2 separate regions of the Homo sapiens genome follow, and region 1 is linked to region 2. A link is an interaction called in ENCODE POLR2A ChIA-PET data of the cell type or tissue named here. Cell type or tissue: PC-9. All regions are shown on one strand. Each heading gives the region's core, and the rest is flanking DNA. Links, peaks and the distances in the headings are about the cores only.

What was found. ChIA-PET counts read pairs that join two places held together with the same protein. Peaks named below come from ENCODE experiments on the same cell type or tissue, not always from the same donor. Only the 100,000 strongest peaks of a DNase experiment are listed, where the experiment ranks them.
Region 1: POLR2A ChIA-PET joins it to region 2 with 29 read pairs; 6 of 35 experiments call an interaction of 5 or more read pairs at or near these places.

Annotation. Positions count from the first base shown.
Region 1 is chr17:48,168,493-48,173,842 of GRCh38, reverse strand. It overlaps SKAP1 (src kinase associated phosphoprotein 1), which reads left to right. Exons shown (of 13, transcript NM_003726.4): 10 at 3,184-3,234. Among named protein-coding and RNA genes, the nearest start is that of MIR1203, 15 kb to the right of the region's middle. In PC-9, for the core only: no CTCF peak of the experiment used is centred there; no DNase peak of the experiment used is centred there; H3K27me3 peaks cover 353 bases.
Region 2 is chr17:48,089,050-48,094,386 of GRCh38, reverse strand. The region is part of intron 1 of CBX1 (chromobox 1); the gene reads left to right. Among named protein-coding and RNA genes, the nearest start is that of CBX1, 9.8 kb to the left of the region's middle. RefSeq lists an enhancer at 1-408. In PC-9, for the core only: no CTCF peak of the experiment used is centred there; no DNase peak of the experiment used is centred there; H3K27ac peaks cover 726 bases.

The DNA.
Region 1 (5,350 bases), core at 351-5,350, 79 kb before region 2:
TCTTTGGTGAAGCTTCCCATCTAATGGTGGTGGGAAGGAGGTGGAGTAGCAGCACTGTGACCCTCCAACTTCGGATCCAATTTGTAATTCACAGTGGAGATCTGACCCAATTTACATTGATTAGAATTGGGAGGAAGAGACAGCTGCGCACAGACAGCAGAGGTAGAATAAACCTCTGCAAAAGTGCCTAAGCACAGCAAATTATTGGTCTTTGTGATGGAGTTGTTTGATATCAACAAAAGAGCTGCTCTCTGTCCAAATTATTGGGTATCTCTAAAACTGAGGTTGTACCAACTTTTCCTCTAATGTTTCCAATCCTAAAATTAGTCCCATGTCAAAAAAGAAATGCATCATAGCTGAGAAAGGAAGGAAGTGGACGAGTAACGAGAAGACAATGTGCAAAGAATGTTTAATGTGGTTTATTTCAGCATGATCTGTTTCCTATATTTGATTTCACTCCTCCATTAGCTTAGGTTGTTTTATTCCTCGTGGTAGGGTTGAGGGAGCACTACAGGTGTCAAGTAGAACATTCTCTGCTGCTAGATCATACATGGCTATAAGAACTGTTGAGTCAAAGTGCTCCTTTTCCCATACTATATTGTAGGGCATATATATATATATTTTATTTCCCAGAGTATCCGTCCTTTTTTTTTTTTAGAGACAAGGTCTCGCTCTGTTGCCCAGGCCCAGGCTGGACTGCAGTAGCGCAATCATGGCTTACTGCAGCCTCAAACTCTTGGGCTCAGGCAATCCTCTTGCTTCAGTCTCCCAAGTAGCTGGAACTACAGGTGTGCATCACTGTGCCTAGCTAATTTTTATTTTTATTTTTTATAGAGACAGGGTCTTGCTCTGTTGTCTATGCTGGTGTCTAACTCTTGGGCTCAAGTGATCCTCCCATCTCAGCCTACCAGAGTGCTGGGATTACAGGCATGAGCCACCACACCTGGCCATATCAGTCTCTTTCTTACTTGAAATCAATTACTCCTTTAATGCTTTATAGTATTCTAATATATTTTTATGCTGCTCCTTCTTACCTATGAGCTTGGAGCTTACTTCCCCAGTTTGGCATACCGGAACTCATATTGCCCTATAAACATTACATTTAAAAAAAGAAAGAGAAATGTCAAAGTTTCATTTAGTGGCAAAACTATGGAGAAGCAAGACAAGCAAATGTCATTAAGACTCAGGAGAAAGGAAAGTAAATGTGGCCAGGAGGAGCTGAGTATTCAGCCCTCAAAACATTGCTTACTATACCCTATCTACTGTGCATATGTGTGTATATATGTGTGAGTGAGAGAGTGGGAAAAGAGCATGGTGGTAGTGAAAAGAATAACGAGTGTATTTTTCTTCACTTTGCCCCATGTATAAAATAGCTAAATATGATTCTGGTACACATATTTACATTATAAGGGTCCAATTCCTATTTTATCGGGTAATGTGACGAGATGAAACCGGTTAATGGGAGTAAGAAACTTAGGCCAATTATGTTATGACTTTGACCGTATAAACATTTGACTGGAGTTAGACACTGGCATTGAGTTAGAACCCATTGTGAATCTACGGCAATTAATTAAAAGACCATTCCAGCTACCCTCAGGAGCTTATACTCTAATGAACAAGACATGCTGAATAAAAACAGTAAAAAGATAACTACAAGCCCCAAGTACTAGGAACATAAAATTATGTACATGACCAGCCTCCATTACAGCTGAACAAAGATGGATACATTAAGGATTAAGGACTAATTAATCAAAGAGGGTTTTTTGTTTTTTGTTTTTTCCCCAGGACAGAGTCTTGCTCTGTCACCCAGGCTGGAGTGCAGTGGCACAATCTCGGCTCACTGCAACCTCTGCCTCCTGGATTCAAGCAATTCTCTTGCCTCAGCCTCCTGAGTAGCCGGGGTTACAGGCGCCCGCCACAGGCCCAGCTGATTTTTGTATTTTTAGCACAGACGGGGTTTCACCATGTTGACCAGGCTGGTCTCCAACTCCTGACCTCATGATCTGCCCGCCTCGGCCTCCCAAAGTGTTGGGATTACAGGCATGAGCCACCGCACCCAGCCAATCACAGAGGGTTGTTCACACACACACACACACACACACACACACTCTAACATCCTAACTCTAGAATGCTTAAAACTAGAGAGAATGCTTGCATAGAGATAATAATTTTGAAGAGAATTCCAGAGGGAAGGAGAAATGGAGTTTGAGGAAAAGGATTAGGATTCTGGTGATAGACATCTAAATAATCCAATGGACTGGAAGCTCCACAAGGGCAGGAACTCTGACAGTCTTGTTTATTGCTTGTCCCCAGTTCCTAGTGCAATGTCTTGCATGTAATGAGCACTTCAACATGCTTATGAATAAATGAAAGGGAAGGGAAGGAGAGGGCCAGTTTGAAGGTGACAAATTAATATTTTTTTTAAGAACACAGTAATTGCCAGGCACGGTGGCTCACGCCTGTAATCCCAGCACTTTGGGAGGCCAAGGTGGGCGGATCATCTGAGGTCAGGAGTTTGAGACCAGCCTGATCAACATGGAGAAACCCCATCTTCACTAAAGATACAAAATTAGCTGGGCATGGTGCTGTGAGCCTGTAATCCCAGCTACTCGGGAGGCTGAGCTACTCGGGAAGAATAGCTTGAACCCGGAAGGTGGAGGTTGCAGTGAGTCAAGATCACACCATTGCACTCCAGCCTGGGCAACAAAGAGTGAAACTCTGCCTAAAAAAAAAAAAAAAAAAAAAAAAACAACAGTAATTAAACTTTCCTTAAAGAAGAGAGTATGATGAGCTCAGAGAAAGGGGACCTTTCCGTATAAGGAACATGAGACTGACTGGCTGGACGCAGTAGCTCACACCTGTAATCCCAATACCTTGGGAGGCCAAGGAGGGTGGATCACCTGATGCCAGGAGTTCAAGACCAACCTGGCCAACATAGTGAAACCCCATCTCTACTAAAAATACAAAAATTAGGCGTGGTGGTGGGCACCTGTACTCCTAGCTCCTCAGGGGGCTGAGGCAGGAGAATCCCTTGAACCCCAGACGTGGAATTTGCAGTGAACCGAAAATCGTTCCACTGCACTTCAGCCTAGACAACAGAGCAAGACTCTATCTCGAAAAAAAAAAAAAAGAACATGAGACTGTGAACCACTAATTGCTAATACTGATCATTTATCCCCCCAGATGAAGAGCATGATCTAGAAGAGGATGAGAGTGGCACTCGACGAAAAGGAGGTATAAGAGCTTCTAAATGCACAGGCACTGGGTAGGACATTATGGGCTTCTGATTAGAGAAAGCACCTTTCTCTGAGACTACAAAAATTACTGAACTCAATAATTAAGAGGGTACCTGTGTGTGAACCCCAAAGCCCTAAATAAAGTGACTGGGTAGGGAAATACCTAAACTTTAAAAGCAGCCATACATTCACTTTAATTAATGTTCCCAGAACAGCCAAGATTTATCCTAGAGCGGGTGGGAAGCCAAACCAGACATTTATTTTTTCCTATCAATATTTCTTATATCAGTACAGTGAAAATAGAATTGCCTCATCTCTAAGAGATCAGAGGATTGAGAATGGAAAGAATGGAAATGTCTCCTCTCTGAGAGGCCCGGAGATTGCAAGTTCAGAGGGGAATGGAAATGTGTCAGATCTGAAAAGTGAACACAGGGTGAAAGATAAAATTCCTTGGTGATGCTGACTTCTGATAGCCTGGTTTGATTCCAGGCACATTTGGAAATGAATATGTAACAGGTTTGTTGAATATAAAATTACATCTTATTCATCCCAGACTGTTAACCATGCTTCAGGCTGTTAGTGAGCCCATCCTTTCTAAGGTCAGATGCCCCTCTGAAGCCTCCTTAAGTGGACCAAGGACCTATTCCATGGTTGTCAGTAAAGGAATGCTGCACATTGCAAGGGCCACCTCAAGGACATTCGTTCCGTCGGCAGAGCCCTAATCATGACTGATTTAGATACTGGCTGATATTTTTCTTAGGGAGTCTATGAAAATCTTAAGCCTAGGAATTCTTGCCCTCTTTCCCTCCCTGCTCCTTCTCCATTATCTAGCCCTGTCTTTTCCTATTCTCCTCTCTCCTTTCCTTGTGCTTTTTCTTCTCTCCTTATCCATCCAGCAAAACCCCCATTTCTAGGTTCATTCTCTACAGAAAGTGAATACTTAAAAGGTTCAGGACCCAACTTCCTAAGGGTCCAGCTTCTCCCAGGGAAGAGAAGAGACAACGAAGATGCAGCCTCAGAAGTCATGCGCCAAAGCAGGAGAGAAAGAAAGCAGTGGAGGCGGGTGTGATGCACGGATGTGAGTGTAGCTGCAAGTACCTCATGATAGTGAACACATGTGATTAGGTCCATTCTGAAACCTATTTCCTTCTGTTGTCTACTTACTGTACAGAATTCCAAATGAAAATCTGTTCTGACCCGCCCATGTTCCACATATATCTTTTCTCAACCAACTTCCATCACCAGTGCAGAAAAGAAACACTTCATGTGGACAGCTTGGGTGGAGTAACTGTAAGCTTCCTATGGCCAATTTCATATTAAACTCCATTCAGAAAGCATTGATCTTTTAGCAAAGTCTAGAATCCAGTTTCAGACTCCTCCCTCATCTCATTTCCTCCTTCCACCTCTTTCTCTAAGGTTATATCTGGGAGGTGAGAGGAGATTTATTTCTTAACTGTTCCTACAGCTATAATTCAAGTAGGTTTAAAAAAAAAAAAACCTTTTGTTCCTCATGCTTCCTGCCTCCAAAATAAGTGTTGTTAAAGTATAGCAAGCTCTGAATATGTTTCTATGGTTTACACTTCCCACCAGTTATAATGATTGGTGACTTAGTGATTAAAAAACAGGAGGACTTTTTGCTCTCTCTGCAGAATCTGAGGCAGGAATTTTTATTATTTGTGTTTACTTATTTATCGATTGATTTTATATACTGCCTTTTCTCCAAAGGCGCTATAGAAATGGTGAAAAATACATAAATCCAAATGTCATCATTTAGTTTTGTAACAATAAAAGATAGAGGTCTGGGGGAAGGGCAGGCAGCCCCAGTGAAGGCATTTAAAAGGCAGGGAGCTCTAGGACAGTGTGAATTCCTATGTCATAGACAAGCTACACAAGTTTGGGCTACTTAGTTTTTCTCAGGTGTGTGTTTTTTTGTTTGTTTGTTTGTTTTTTGAGATGAAGTCTCGCTCTGTTGTCCAGGCTGGAGTGCAATGGCGCTATCTCCGCTCACTGCAACCTCTGCCTCCCAGGTTCAAGTGATTCTTCTGCCTCAGCTTCCCGAGTAGCTGGGATCACAGGCACGTGCCACCACGCCTGGCTAATTTTTGTACTTTTAG
Region 2 (5,337 bases), core at 338-5,337:
TCTTGGTTCACTGCAGCCTTCACCTCCCAAGTTCAAGGAATTCTCCTGCTTTAGCCTCCTGACTATCTGGGATTACAGGTATGTGCCACCACACCTGGATGATTTTTGTATTTTTACTAGAGTTGGGGTTTCACCATCTTAGCCAGGCTGATCTTGAACTCCTGACCTCAAGTGATCCACCTGCCTTGGCCTCCCAATGTGCTGGGATTACAAGCATGAGCCACTGCGCCCTACCAAGCCCACACTTCTTTTTTTTTTTTTTTTTTTTTTTTGAGACAGAGTTTCACTCTTGATGCCCAGGCTGGAGTGCAGTGGCACGATCTTGGCGCATCGCAACTTCCGCCTCCCAGGTTGAAGCGATTCTCCTTCCTGAGCCTCTGGAGTAGCTGGGATTACAGGCATGCGCCACCACACCCAGCTCATTTTGTATTTTTAGTAGAGATGGGGTCATGTTGGTCAGGCTGGTCTCGAACTCCTGACCTCAGGTAATTCGCCTGCCTCAGCCTCCCATAGTGCTGGGATTACAGGCGTGAGTCACCATGCCGGGCCTAAGCCCACACTTCTTAATACTTAATAGATGAGCAAAGCTATGGAGGAAACATAGGATATGTTCAGGTTGTGGCCAGGTTATAGTCTTTGACAGGAATGTAGATTTTGTGAGGGAAGAAGGGACATAATTAGTCTGGAATAAGAACCGAAGAATATAAGTGTTACACTGACGACTTTGGCCTTTTGTTTTAAATGGGAGGAAACCTTGTAGAAAATATTTCCTATTCAGTCAGCTCCAGCCCAAACTGGTTTATATGTGTCACATTGCCTTTGTTTACAACAGTTCCTGAAGCCAAATTGCCCTACCAGTACACCTTTTCAAATGCTAGTAAAGCCTGGTTTCAAACTCAGCTTTTCAAAATGTTTACTGATGCCCTCGCCAGTTCTTCCTCCAACCTCCTATAGTGCGTTTATGGCTACTTTTTATTGCTTATACTGCTTTTGGTAATTATGTATGCTTGCCATTTCGGACTCTCACTTGAACTTGCATTGTTTACCTTTTTGTAAATTTTTTTCGAGACCTGTCTTCTGTGTCTTTTTTTTTTTTTTTTAATTTTATTTTTGAGACAGAGTCTCGCTCTATTGCCCAGGCTGGAATGCAGTGTCGTGATCTGGCCTCACTGCAACCTCTGCCTCCTGGGTTCAAGCAGTTCTCCCTGCTTTAGCCTCCCAAGTAGTTGGGTAGCTGGGATTACAGGCGCCTGCCATCATGCCCAACTAATTTGTTTCTTTCTTTTCTTTTCTTTTCTTTTTTTTTTTTTTTTTTTGAGACAGAGTTTTGCTCTTGCTGCCCAGGCTGGAGTGCAATGGTGTGATCTCGGCTCACTGCAACCTCTGCCTCCTGGGTTCAAGCGATTCTCCTGCCTCAGCCTCCCGAGTAGCTGGGATTACAGGCATGCGCCACCACGTCCGGCTCATTTTGTATTTTTAGTAGAGACTGGGTTTCTCCATGTTGGTCAGGCTAGTCTTAAACTCCTGACCTCAGGTGATCTGCCGACCTCGGCCTCCCAAAGTGCTGGGATTACAGGCCTGAGCCACCATGCCCGGCCTAATTAATTAATTAATCTTTTAGAGATAGAGTCTCGCAGCTGGGTGCGGTGGCTCACGCCTGCAATCTCAGCACTTTGGGAGTCTGAGGTAAGTGGATCACGAGGTCAGGAGTTCGAGACCAGCCTAGCAAAGATGGTGAAACCTTGTCTCTACTAAAAATAGAAAAATTAGCCAGGTGCAGCGGCGGGCACCTGTAATCCCAGTTACTCAGGAGGCTGAGGCAGGAGAATCCCTTGAACCCGGGAGGTGGAGGTTGTGAGCCAAGATAGCTGCACTCTAGCCTGGGCAACAGAGCAAGACTCCCTCTCAAAAAAAAAAAGAGAGAGAGAGAGAGATGGAGTCTTGCTGTGTTGCCCAGGCTGGTCTGAAACTCATGGCCTTAACCACTCCACAACCCTTGCCTTGGCCTCCTAAACTGCTGGGATTACAGGTGTGAGCCACAGTGCCTCGCTAATTTTATTTTTTTTTTAATAGATAGTATTAAAAGGTAGAAGATCTGGTCGGGCATGGTGGCTCAGTCCTGTAATCCCAGCACTTTGGGAGGGCGAGGCGGGCAGATTACCCGAGGTCAGGAGTTCGAGACCAGCCTGACCAACATGGAGAAACCCCATCTCTACTAAAAATACAAAAGTAGCTGGGCATGGTGGCGCATGCCTGTAATCCCAGCCACTCGGGAGGTTGAGGCAGGAGAATCACTTGAACCTGGGAGGCGAAGGTTGTGGTGAGTCAAGATGGCACCATTGTATTCCAGCCTGGGTGACAAGAGTGAAACTGCATCTCAAAAAAAAAAAAAAAAAAAAAAAAGATCTGGCTGGGCATGGTGGCTCACGCCTGTAACCTGAGTACTTTGAGTGGTCGAGGTGAGTGGATCACCTGAGGTCAGGAGTTCGAGACCAGCCTGGCCAACATGGTGAAACCCCCTCTCTACTAAAAATACAAAAATTAGGCCTGGTGTGGTGGCTCACGCCTGTAATGCCAGCACTTTGGGAGGCTGAGGCTGGTGGATCACCTGAGGTCAGGAGTTTGAGACCAGCCTGGCCAACATGGTAAAACCCCGTCTCTACTAAAAATTCAAAAAATTAGCTGGGCATGGTGGCGCGTGCTTGTAATTCCAGCTATTTGGTGGGGCTGAGACAGGAGAAGCACTTGAACCCTGGAGGCAGAAGTTGCGGTGAGCCAAGATCATGCCCCCGCATTCTAGCCTGGGCAAGAGTGAGACTCTGTCTCAAAAAAAAAAAAAAAAAAAAAAAAAGGGCATGGTGGCGGGCACCTGTAATCCCAGCTACTTGGGAGGCTGAGGCAGGAGAATCGGTTGAACCCCAGAGGCGGAGTTCTAAAGTGAGCCGATATCACACCACTTCATTCCTGCCTGGGCAACAAGAGTAAAATTCCATCTTAAAAAAAAAAAAGCTAGAAGATCTGCAGTTATGAACTTTGATAGCCATTAACTGACTAGATCTTCAACCTAAACGGGTTAAAAGAGGGGGAAAGAAAATGGAATGGTAAAAAGAACTAGATGGAAAAAGGAATGAAGTAAGAAGTGATATGCAAAATAATTGTCATCTTCTCCGTGCCTCCCATTCCCTCAGTCTAGTCGAGGTCTTTCCACCTGGCCATGTTTCTTTTCCTCAGATAAAGCAAGCTCATTCTCACCTTAGGACTTTCAAACCAACTATTCCCTAACCTTGGAGTGCTTTTCTTATTTTGGCTGAGTTGTCTCCTTGTAGTTCGGGTTTCTGTTTAAATGTTATTCTAAAGAAATTTGCTTTGTAACATTTATCAGTAATATTTTCTTGTTTATTGTCTGTGCCATGCTTTGCAAACACATGTGTGCACACACTCAATAGTGCTCACTCACTTGTCTGCACTAGAATAATAAGGTCTAAGAGATCAAGGATTTTGTCTGTCTTGTCTACCCCATTTTTCCAGCACCTTACACGTAATAGGTGCCCAGTAGATAATTGTTATGTGAATGAATACAATAGGAGCATGTTCATACAGAGTTAACCCAGTCTGGGGCTCTAGGGAAGGAATTCTAAGGAAGTGACATTTAAGCTAAGGAAATTGGTTAAGTGAAAAGTTGGGCAAAGCGCAAGGTAATGATGATTGATAGGTGTAGGTGCAGGGGCCTTCAGCTCAAATGCCCACAGATAATGATGTGAAGAGATAGATTTTCATTTTGAAATCACTGGCTAGTGTTGAAAATGAATTGGATCAGGAGTTACCCATTGCAAGAGATGATGGTGGCTTCGAATAGAGCAGCAGCAGTGGGGCTGGAAAAAAGTATGAATTGGAAGATATTTAAGATATAAAATTACCAGGATTTAGTGAGAGACTGGATATGGAGGATGAGGAATCAGAGCTGATTCCCATATTTTTGTCTTGAGTACAGCAAAAGCTATATGAATTCTGAGACTGTTTATTTAATTGGGTGATTGGCTAGAAAAAAATATATACATGTAAATAAAAACTGAGGTTGAAATCACAATCTTCAAAGTTTCTTAAGGAACTTTACTGTGTGGATTACCAAAACTGATTTTTGTACTTACATAGGTCATCAGAAATCTTAAAATTTTTGTCACAAATAGCCGGGCGCAGTGACTCGTGCCTGTAATCCCAGCACTTTGGGAGGCTGAGGTGGGCAGATCATGAGGTCGAGATCGAGACCACCCTGGCCAACATGATGAAACTCCATCTCTACTAAAAATACAAAAATTAGCCAGGGGTGGTGGTGCACGCCCTGGAAGGCTGAGGCAGGAGAATTGCTTGAACCCAGGAGGCGGAGGTTGCAGTGAGCCGAGATCATGCCACTGCACTCCAGCCTGGGTGACAGAGCCAGACTCCATCTCAAAAAAAAAAAGTCACAAATAAATTTCGTTAAAATTTTCTGTTTGTATCCAGAATTTACTTCCTTTCTTTACTCCTTGGAAGGTAAATTCCTTTTGCCATTTATTTATTTATTTAGAGACAGAGTTTCACTCTTGTTGCCCAGGCTAGAGTGCAGTGACACGATCTCGGCCCACTACAACCTCCACCTCCCGGGTTCAAGTGATTCTCCTGCCTCAGCCTCCCGAGTAGCTGGGATTACAGATATGTGCCACCACGCCCAGCTAATTTTGTATTTTTAGTAGGGATGGGCTCTCACCATGTAGGTCAAGCTGGTATCAAACTCTTGACCTCAGGTGATCCGCCCACCTCGGCCTCCCAAAGTGCTGGGGTTACAGGCGTGAGCCACCGTGCTGGGCCCCGAGAACTGATTTATGTCTGCAGTAATGTGTGTAATTTCACTTGAGGAATATGGTTTTTGCCAATCCTCTTACAGCAGTAGCTTTTATCCAAGAATGTTCATCAAAATCACCTGTGGAGCTTTGAAAGATGCAGATGCCTGGCCAGGCGCGGTGGCTCATGCCTGTAATTCCAGCACTGTTGGAGGCCGAGATGGGCGGATCACGAGGTCAGGAGATAGAGACCATCCTGGCTAACACAGTGAAACCCTCTCTCTACTAAAAATACAAAAAAATTAGCCGGGCGTGGTGGCAGGCACATGTAGTCCCAGCTACTGGGGAGGCTGAGGCAGGAGAATGGCGTGAACCTGGGAGGTGGAGCTTTCAGTGAGCCGAGATCACACCACTGCACTCCAGCCTGGGCGACTGAGTGAGACTCTGTCTCAAAAAAAAAAAAAAAAGATGCAGATGCCAGCTTTTAAAATTGAGCTATGAATTAATTACTCTTGATTCA